Regions from separate parts of the Homo sapiens genome. Here region 1 is linked to region 2. Evidence: read pairs that join two places in POLR2A ChIA-PET (ENCODE). Cell type or tissue: K562. All regions are shown on one strand. Each heading gives the region's core, and the rest is flanking DNA. Links, peaks and the distances in the headings are about the cores only. Region 1 overlaps ACTR2 (actin related protein 2). Region 2 overlaps SPRED2 (sprouty related EVH1 domain containing 2).

Region 1 (5,504 bases), core at 176-5,175, 160 kb after region 2:
GCAGAAGTTAGCATGATATGATAGCATATGCAATAGATAACCCACTTGCTCACAGCTATTTCCCCTTGGCAGTGGTTGATAGTGATGAACTGGAATACACTTCCCACCCTTAAAATGAACAGAATTCAGGAGTAGTAGTTCATTTTTTCTCAGTGTCTTCTTAAATAATGTGACCTAAGACATGGAGGAAAAACTACCTCAGAGGAAAAGAATAACATCTAGTATTTTTTAGTATTTTCAAACTAAAACATAACACACACACCACGTGCACACACACACACACACACACCTCTCACACACTCTTCTCTCCCAAATCACAAACTCTCTTTTAAGTCAAAATCCAGTTTACTTGATACAAACTTAAATGATATGGAAGAGAATCTGTTCTCATCATTATCCCTATTGTTCCCACATTTCTGTATAACATCTGTCATGATCGCCAGCCTAATGTCAGTCATAATTTACACAAATATCTCAAATATGGGAATTAAATACTATTTTGATATTAAATTATTATGCCTACCTCCAAGTAATAAACAGATATAGTCAAAAGTATCCATTTATCCGGATGAAAATGCTCACTTATATGCGTATAAATTATCTCAAAAAAATTATAGAATGAATGAATGAATGAAAAGAGAACCTACCAGTTTGTAAGGTTCATTTTTGGCATGCTGAATGCAAATAAATAAGTTTACTAAGTGAGAAATCGTAAGAGAAGCTGGAGGTGGCAGGAGGAGCCTGGGATGGAGCATAGGTCTGATCCTAGTGCAGGGAAGAGGCTGCTAAGGTTGACACGTCTCCCCTCTCCTTCAGAGCTACACACACTGGACATACAACATGGCAAAGTGGCAAATAATCACATCACTCAAAGTCTTCCAATTATAATCGTTCAGATGGGTAGTTCGTATCTTAACATTCTTATGAGTATATTTTAAGCAACAAACATTTCCCAAGTTAGAAGACAAAAACTGAAATCCCTGAAACTATAAAAACAACTGTAAACCTACTATTACTGCCTAACAAAAAAAAAGACTTTTCATTCAAATTAAAGATTATCAATCACTTATTAATAAAACTATTCTGCTTGAGCAGTAGTTTATTGGAAGCAGATGTTGCCATAGAACTCAGCACCAGTTTTCATACAGGGTATATATTCATCCATCAAGATAGCAAAAATTGCACTATTTCACATTACTTCAAAAGTGAAAACATTAACAGTTATAATAACAAGAACTAAAATAATTGGCTGGGAATGGTGGCTCACACCTGTAATCTTGGCACTGTAGGAAGCCAAAGTGGGTGGATTGCTTGGGCCCAGGAGTTCGAGACCAGCCTGAAGCTACAGAGCAAAACCCCATTTCTACAAAAAATACAAAAATTAGCCAGGCGTGGTGACACACACCTGTAGCCCCAGAAACTCGGGAGGCTGAGGTGGGAGGATCACCTGAGCCCAGGGAGGTTGAGGCTACGTTGAGCCTTGAGCCATGATTGTACCACTGCACTCCCACCTAGGCAACAGAGTGAGACCCTGTCAGGAAAAAAAAAGGCTGAGTGTGGGGGCTCACACCTGTAATCCCAGCACTTTAGGAGGCCAAGGCAGGAGGATCATTTGAGGTCAGGAGTTCGAAACCAGCCTGGCCAATATGGTGAAACCCCATCTCTACTAAAAGTACAAAATTGGCTGGGCGTGGTGGTGCATGCCTGTAATCCCAGCTACTTGAGAGGCTGGGGCAGAAGAATCACTTGAACCTGGGAGGCGGAGGTTGCAGTGAGCCGAGATAACATGAATACACTCCAGCCTGGGAGACAGAGTGAGACTCTGTCTCAAAAACAATAATAAAATAAAATAATTAAAAAAAAAATTATACTGGCTACTCTGGGCACACTGCCTATGGGGTAGTCCTGCTCTGCAAGAAGCAGTAAAGAAAAAATAAAAATTATAATTTTTAAATTATATTATTTTTTGTGGAGACAGGGGTCTCGCTGTTGCTCAGGATGGTCTTGAACTCCCAGCCTCAAGCAATCCTCCCACCTTTACCTCCCAAAGTGCTGGGATTATAGGCATCAACCACTGTGCCTGGCCCCAATTTTTCAATAATATAAAACTGACAATCTGATTACTTCTGCAAATAATAATAATAATCAGTATTAAAAAAAATCTAGACTGGGCGCAGTGCTCACGCCTATAATCCCAGCACTTTGGGAGGCTGAGGCAGGCAGATCACCTGACGTCAGGAGTTGGAGACCAGCCTGACGAACATGGAGAAACCACATCTCTACTAAAAATACAAAAATTAGCCTGGCGTGGTGGTGCACACCTGTGATCCCAGCTACTGGGGAGGCTGAGGCAGGAGAATTGCTTGAACCCGGGAGATGGAGGCTGCAGTAAGCCAAAATCATGCCACTGCACTCTGGCCTGGGCAACGGAGCAAGACTCTGTCTAAAAAAAAAAAAAAAACTAAACCATGATGTGATAAAATACAAAGAAAACATTCCTTTCTAAACTATCATTTGGTATCATTGGTATCATCTTAATCCTTGAAATTCCTCCCCCATGTCAATCATTTTAAGACTTGGTGACTTCGTTCTTTCATTGTGTGCAGTAAGGCTGTGTTTAAGAAATAGATTTTACCATATATAGTTTCCTCTTCACAGCAGTGTGGTTTAAACTAGTTCCCTTACTTCCCACTGAGTCATCAAATGGTAAGAATATGAACAGTATAATGTTCTTTCAAGCAAAAATGAAAAATTCTATCTACATCTGCTCTAAAAGTACATTTTTTTTTTCTCTTCAAAAAAATAATAACCTGGGATTTATAAAGCCCCATTTGGGCTTATTTAATATTTATTTTCCCCTTACTAATTTTATCTCATGGTACTGATGTTCTTTAGTAAGTTAACTGCACAGTGACTGTTCTGATCTTAGGCCACCAAAATATTTATTCTACTTATACCAAAGCATTTTGCAAGATGAAACCAAATTTGGTTTTGGTTTGTTTCTGTTTCAAACACTCCTAAATTCAACATATAAAGTAGCATAAGCCCGATAAAGCAGGCCACAATCAACTACAAATGTCAATTACATAAATGCAAATGCAATTATTCTAGCACTATAAGCTTCTCTGTACGACTGGACCTTATTAAGCACTGTGCCAGCAACATAGCACGCACTGGAGAAACCTTCATTTTGTTGGTGATCTAACTCAATGCTGATGAAATCACCCTAGTCTGGTAACAAGACACGTAACACCAGGGGCCTGGGCCTAGCTCGTGAAGAGGACCTAAACCTAGAGTTTCACAGACCTCCAGATTTTCACCTATCTGGGCCACTTTAAGTGGCTTGATTTCAGAAGGAGGTTTGAATGGTTAAAATCCACATAAATTATTGGATCAAATGAGTTTTCCTCCTCTGGGCAACCCTACTGAGACACTGGTCAAGCTGGGAGATAGAAAATCAAGCGGGACCAACATTGGTCATGTGATCGTAAGTACAAACTTGTTTCCAGGCAAACTTGTCCAACCCATGGCCCACGGGCTGCATGAGGCCCAACACAAATTCACAAACTTTCTTAAAACATTATGAAATTTTTTTGGTGATTTTTTTAGTTCATCAGCTATTGTTAGTGTATTTCATGTGTGGCCCAAGACAATTCCTCTTCCAATGTGGCCCAGGGAAGCCAAAAGACTGGACACTCCTGTCCTAGAATATTTAATTTGGGTCTGCCAGAGAGGTTAAAAGAATCGTAACTTTTTAAAAAGCCTGTAATTTTATTTTTATTTTTACTAGATATGGGGTCTTGTTATACTAACCCAGGCTAGTCTCAAACTCTTGGCCTCAAGAAATCCTCTCACCTCGGCCTCCCAAAATGCTGGAAATACAGGCATGAGGAACCACACCCAGCCAGCCTACAATTTTAAAACCTAAGGCATGTAAGGAGCAAATGAAAACACCTTAGGATAACAACTATTTCCATAAATTTGCAAAATTACATCTGAATATCTTCTTTAATATTTAATTATAAAGGAATCATTATAACTTCAGGTATCTAAATAAAATCAAGATGATTATTCATGTCTACAAATGGTAAGAAACAGAATACACAATCTAAGCGGTTCCTAGTCCTCTACATACTCAGAACTATTACAGCATTCCTGTTATATGATTCATGTATTTTAACAGCACTGTTTCTTCATTTGAAACCAATCATGTCCATAGAAAATCTGCATAAAATTTTAAAATAACTAGAAGCATAAGAACAGATAAATTTTATTTGAATTAATTACACTCACTTTTTTCATTTATGACAGGAATTGATCACTTGTCTTAAGGAAAAGAATCTTAAAAACATGGATTAGACACAAGACTAATCAATAACATACTACAATCAGCTTTTTTTTTTTTTTGTGACAGTCTCACTCTGTCGCCCAGGCTGGAGTGCAGTGGCGTGATCTTGGCTCACTGCAACCTCTGCCTCCCAGGTACAAGTAATTCTCCTGCCTCAGCCTCCCAAGTAGCTGGGATTTCAGGCATCAGAAACCACACCCGGCTAATTTTTGTATTTTTAGTAGACACGGGGTTTCACCATGATGGCCATGCTGGTCTCAAACTCCTGACCTCAAGTGAACCTCCTACCTCGGCCTCCCAAAGTGCTGGGATTACAGGCATGAGCCACAACGCCCAGCCTAAAATCAGCCTTCTAATGTTAGCTAACTAATGGAATAGTAACATAACATTAGCTTCTGACAGCAGGGTGCAGTGGCTCAAGCCTGTAATCCTAGCACTTTAGGAGGCCGCAGTGGGCAGATCTTTTAACCCCAGGAGTTCAAGACCAGCCTGGGTAACATAGGGAGACCCAGTCTCTACAAAAATAAAAAAATTAACTGGGTGTGGTGGCACAAGCCTGTAGTCCCAGCTACTCGGGAGGCTGAAGCAGGAGAACCGCTTGAGCCCAGGAGGCAGAGGTTGCAGAGAGCCGAGATCACGCCATCGCTCTCCAGCCTGGGCAACAGAGCTAGATCCTGTGTCCAAAAAAAAAAAAAAAAAAAAAAAAATCAGCTTCGGTTAACATTCCCATTCTAATTTAATATTTAAAAACTCATATATACTACAAATACAGGGCTCATTACCTTGAACCCCTAAAAGAATTCATTAAAATATAACTGGCTTGACTTTCTAAAAAGAGTATCTGACACAATCACAAAACAAAAAATTTTAAATTCAATTTTTAAAGTTTTTTATTTATTTAGAGGCCAATTTGAAACTATAGTGGAAATCAGGCTAATACTTTTTTAAAAAGCACATTTAACTGAATTTTAGCCGCACATGTAACATGCGTTTATGGTTAATTTAGTTTAAATATAGTTTAATAATACTTGCTTTGTTCAAATAAAGAACATTTTTCCAATAATTCAGAAAGGTCATGAAGTCCTCTCCATCTTCCCTCACTCCCTTATCCTCTGTCTCATAGGTAACCATTATGAACATTTCTTATGTATCCCTC
Region 2 (5,231 bases), core at 232-5,231:
CAGAGCAAAAGATATTTGAAGAGAAAAAGGAGTAATTTGAAGAGATAAAGTTTAGGAAAAAAAAGTGACTTGAGGCAGATGGAAAAAAGGACCCTGAGTCCTGAGCTAATTACTCTGTAAGCAGCAGGGAGCAATTGAAGGTTTTTAATGGAGTGTGACGTGGCCACAGCAGGACTTCCAGCAGTAACTGCAAAAATATTTGATATTTGAGTTCATTACTGTGTGCTGGACACTATCCCAGGTGCCCGATACCCCTAACCTGTTTTAATTCTCATAACTGCCCTATGAGATAGGTGCTGTTGATGCCCACTTCTACCCATAAGGAAACCGAGTACACATTTAGAGACCTTAAATGACTTTTTAGAAGTGGATCGAATATGATGTGCAAGATGAATTGAGGTCAGAGGCAGAGGTAAGTCAAGACACTACAGGAAGCCATGAGAGACAGGTGATGCGGGGTGTGGTAGAAAGGAATGGATGAGTGTGAGGGAGTTGGGGTTCAGCTGAATGGATGAGTGTGAGGGAGGTGGGGTTCAGTTGGGGCAGAGGCTTCTAACTTCCACTGCGTAGGGTACTGCCGTGGTGAGAACCCTGGAGAGAAGGGGAAGGGGGAAAGTCCTCTTCTTTTTCAACCCCACACACAGACTTGAAGGTCAGGTTGGGACACTCTGCCCATTCAGCTGGGGCTGAAGACAGGTATCAGGGCTGGACCTAGTGATAGACAAAATCCGTGGAGGGTTAACGTTGGTAAGGGAAGAGTGTGTGGAGGCCAGGAGCCGGGGCCACGGAGCGAGAAGTGCTGGAGATCGTGGAACACTTAGATCCGAGGCCCAGTGGAATGACAGGGGTCAGGCAGGGACACGGGGATGAACAGTCAGTGGGCTGGATACCTCGGGCGGAGTTACCTTGGGTGATGGAGAGGTACACCCAAGGTTACTGGGGATGGCAAATCCTGGCCACCGGATATCTCTTGTACCCTTGCTACTAGAATCAACCCCAACCCACAGCAGTCTTCTATTTTCCTCGGTCAGAAAATAGATAAAAATCACTACAATTAGCATACATTTGCCTAAGAAAAAGACAGAAGTAGCATAATGTGAAAATGCAGTTGTTGTTGTTTTATTTTCTCTTCATATAAAAATGAAAAAGCCTTTTAGCCAGCACTTGAATATCTAGTCCTTTGCATTCAACCCTCCCTGCGCCTCACTGTGATCGGAAGCGGACTTCAGTGTCCCGGGAAATAGAAATAGTAAGCAAAACCCCTCATGGCTCCTAGCAATCTTCGTACCGTAGCAGAAAAGCAAGGAGGCCTGGGACTGAGGTGCACACACAGGGGACAAAGCCCTGTCCTGATGGGTGTTTGTAAGCACCAGGGAGGGGGCAGGGCACGTGTTTGTTCTTCTCTAAGTTCCAGTGGTCCGATGAATGTTGGATCTAGCGTCTGTGAAACCTGTTGTCATAAAGTATGTGTTCCTCAGTTAGATTTGACCCAGAGGCCTTTCTCATTCTCAGTTTTTGTGTTCATTGAGGCTGCTTTTAAATGGAAGGTCCATTAAGCCCTTGTTCCTGTCCATTCACAGCTGCCTCTATCCGAGTGGTCTGTGCAGGGCGCCAGCAGCCACCCTGATGGAGGGCAGGTCTCTAAAAGCAGCATCCTTTGCCAGGCACCTGAGAATTTTAAAGTGAGGATGCATCTGTGGCATCATCTTCCTAAACCAAATGATGTGTAATTGCATAGTTGTTGAACTGTGTGGTTGGTCTATTTCTAGCAGAGTAGCTACCTGAGAGGAAATGAGAATTTAAATTGTTTGCTGGACTTTAAAAAATTTACATATGAGGGAGACATCTCATCCAGAGATGCACTGGGCACAGGGAAAGCTTTTTTTTTCAAGTAGCAGCTGCTATTCATTGAAATGTTACAATTTTCCTGCCTTAGTATTTCACACGTCCTTATACTCCTCATAACATTTTTTGCTTGTGTAGTTTTAGCCCCATTTCAGAAATGAGGAACCCAGGTTCAGAAGGTTTAGAAGCTTGCTCAAGACCCCCCAGCTATTAGGTGCCAGAGCTGCAACTGGAATGCAGCTTTGACTCCATTGTGGGTTTCTGTTCCATTATCAAGAGTAGCCTGACAGTTGGCAATAACAATGACTGAATGAATGAATAAATGAATTCTCCAAAGAAAATAGTTCATGTTTCCCTAGTATGAGGGAATACTTGAGATAGTTGTTTTGAGAAGGGGGCCACAGACCAGGAGACACCAATAAGTCTTTCTCATTTCTGGTAAATCGCTTTATAATGACCGTTATTATAAAGTGTAAAAACAACAACAACAAAAAATAATAGGCGCAGTGGTTCACACCTATAATCCTAGCACTTTGGGAGGCAGAGGCGGGCGGATCATTTGAGGTCAGGAGTTCGAGACCAGCCTGGCCAACATGATGAAACCCTGTCTCTACTAAAAACACAAAAATTAGCCGGGCGGTAGTGGCACGTGCCTGTGTAGTCACAGCTACTCGGGAGGCTGAGGCAGGAGAATCACTTGAACCCGGGAGGTGAAGGTTGCAGTGAGCCGAGATTGTGCCACTGCACTCCAGCCTGGGAGACAGAGCCAGACTCCATCTCAAAAAAAAGAAAAAAAAAAAAAAGCCTTATGATTAATCACTAAACAGGTATTGCATAAAATAGCAATTTTCAGCTCTGGATTTTGGGGAAGGGAGTAGAGGCTGGAAATGTAGGTGGAGAGTCAGGCTGGGGAGAGATGCCACATTCGCAACATTGGGTTTTTTACAATAGTACTGCATCTATCTCTGTGCAGGAGTCTAAAAGTGGTTGGAAGCTACATTTAGGATTATTTAAAATAACATACTGCCTTATTTTTATCTCTGTAGCAACAACTTTTTGTAAGAAAAATAGCTAGTTCCATGATCTTTTGCCTTTTGAAAAGGAGAGATCTATTTTAAACTCTTTGCAGGCTCCTCGAAGTTCCTTTTCTTGCTGTTGAGTAGCAGGTAGAATCTCTAGTTCATGGAGGTCTGACGGATCCATGGTCCCGTGCTGGTCCATGTGCTGCCCTCTGCTTCCGTCCCTCATCCTTGCCACTCTCAACAGTCTTCCCCGACAACCCTTAGGAAGACAAGGGCTTGGAGGAGGGGGAGGACTGAGTGTCCCTGGCATGTTCTGATTAATCCTATTCATTGTCAAGTACAGCTTTTTAATGAACTGATTCATTACTGAGAGTAGGTCTCATGCAAATCCCTAGTTTGTATCCTGTGGATTTAATTTCTAACAATTTCCTCATTTCAACACAACTCCATTGTACCATGGGCTTTGTGATTTTGTTCTAATATAGAGCTTGACCTCACATTTTAAGACTATAAGATGAATACTAAAAAAACGAAATCCTTAAAATAAAAAATAAACTAGAAGAACATGTAGGTGGATATTCAACTCCTCTCTAAAGGAAGAAGGGTTGTCCACACATAAAAGTTTTGGAAGAGACTGGGTTTAGTGGCTCACGCCTGTAATCTTAGCACTTTGGGAGGCTGAGGTAGGAGGATCACTTGAGCCCAAGAGTTCGAGACCAGCCTGGGCAACATAATGATACCCTGTCTCTACAAAAATTAAAATTAGCCAGGCATGGTAATGCACACCTGTTGTCACCTGTGGTTGGGAGGCTGAGTGGGAGGATCGCTTGAGCCCAGAAGGTTGAGGCTTCAGGGAGCCATGATTGCACCACTGCACTCCAGTGTAGGTGACAGAGCAAGACCCTGTCTCCAAAAAAAAAAAAAAAAAAAAAGAAATTCTGGAAGAAATGACAGAGGAAATCACTGATAAATTTCGAAACATAAGTTTGTGCAATATCAGAGACAAATTTAACAAATATGTAAAATTTGCCTCCATTATGAGTTAATATAAAACTATGAAGAGTTCAGGAGATTATAAAAAGAGACAAAGACAACCAGGAGAAAACAGATAACTTAATACTTTTTAAAAAAACACCAGGCTAACAAAAAAGAAATATATAGTTGACTAAATAAATATAGCACAATATATTTAACCCTACAAATTTCAACTAATGCAATGAAAACATAATAGCAGCTTTTCAACTGTTATTATTACCAGAAAGAAAAATATTTTAAAATGCTATTGTGGTTTTGGTGAGGGAACATTTTTCATGCCCTGTTGTTTGAGAGTAGAATTCAGTGCACCCTTTCTGGAAAGCAGTTTGGTAACCTGTAATACTTCTTTTAAAAAAAAATTCATCCTCTTGTCTAAAAATTTCTCCTCTAGAAACTTAAAGATAATAGTCAAGTGAAAACACATTTATGGGCAGTGTTTAAAGTTTTGTGAGTGAAACTGTTGATAAGAACCTATTACAATGGTTAAGCCACCTGGAACATTCTATTGATATATTATGCAGCCTTGGAAAATAGTACTTTTAAGGAATGTTAATAAGATGGGCAATACAAAACTGAATGAAAATCCAATACAGAATTCTGCCTACATAACATGATCCAAATTTTGCCTAAAGTTTGCCTAAAACGTGCATAGCAAAAGAATTTCGGGAACTACACCAGAATGTTAGCATGGGTCCATCATTTCTGAGCTGTGGTGTTACTGGCATGACTCTTGTTTTTCTTGTTTATTCTTTTATGTTATATTAAGGTGACCACCTGTTCCCGTTGGCCTGGTACTGCCCTGGTTTTAGCACTGGAAGTCCTACTCTGGACAATTAATGATTCGTGTGTGTGTGTGTGTGTGTGTGTGTGTGTGTGTACACATTAAGGTGAGGTTGTGCCCATTTGAAAGGAAGGGCCAAAGATAAAGTGACAAGCTCATGGGGCCTGTGTGGTAGTCAGGCAGTAGATTTTTTTTTTTTTTTTTGAGATGGAGTCTCGCTCTGTCACCCAGGCTGGAGTGCAGTGGCATGAACCTGGCTCACTGCAGCCTCTGCCTCCCAGGCTCAAGCGATTCTCCCACCTCACCTGCCCAAGTAGCTGGGACTACAGGCATGCACCCCCACACCCAGCTAATTTTATTTTGCATTTTTTGTAGAGACGGGGTTTTACATGTTGCCTAGGCTGGTCTCAAACTCCTGAGCTCAAGTGATCCACTACCTTGGCCTCCCAAAGTGCTGGGATTACAGGCATGAGCCACTGTGCTTGGCCCAGGGAGTAGATTTTCTGATGATAAAATTAACGTGACTTGTTCTAGAAAATACAGGGAAA

Evidence for each region. ChIA-PET counts read pairs that join two places held together with the same protein. Peaks named below come from ENCODE experiments on the same cell type or tissue, not always from the same donor. Only the 100,000 strongest peaks of a DNase experiment are listed, where the experiment ranks them.
Region 1: POLR2A ChIA-PET joins it to region 2 with 5 read pairs; 13 of 35 experiments call an interaction of 5 or more read pairs at or near these places.

What each region holds. Positions count from the first base shown.
Region 1 is chr2:65,229,955-65,235,458 of GRCh38, reverse strand. The region is part of intron 1 of ACTR2 (actin related protein 2); the gene reads right to left. Among named protein-coding and RNA genes, the nearest start is that of ACTR2, 4.9 kb to the right of the region's middle. In K562, for the core only: no CTCF peak of the experiment used is centred there; a DNase peak (open chromatin) is centred at 3,248; H3K4me3 peaks cover 1,096 bases.
Region 2 is chr2:65,390,744-65,395,974 of GRCh38, reverse strand. All of the region lies in intron 1 of SPRED2 (sprouty related EVH1 domain containing 2), which reads left to right. Among named protein-coding and RNA genes, the nearest start is that of SPRED2, 39 kb to the left of the region's middle. In K562, for the core only: no CTCF peak of the experiment used is centred there; no DNase peak of the experiment used is centred there.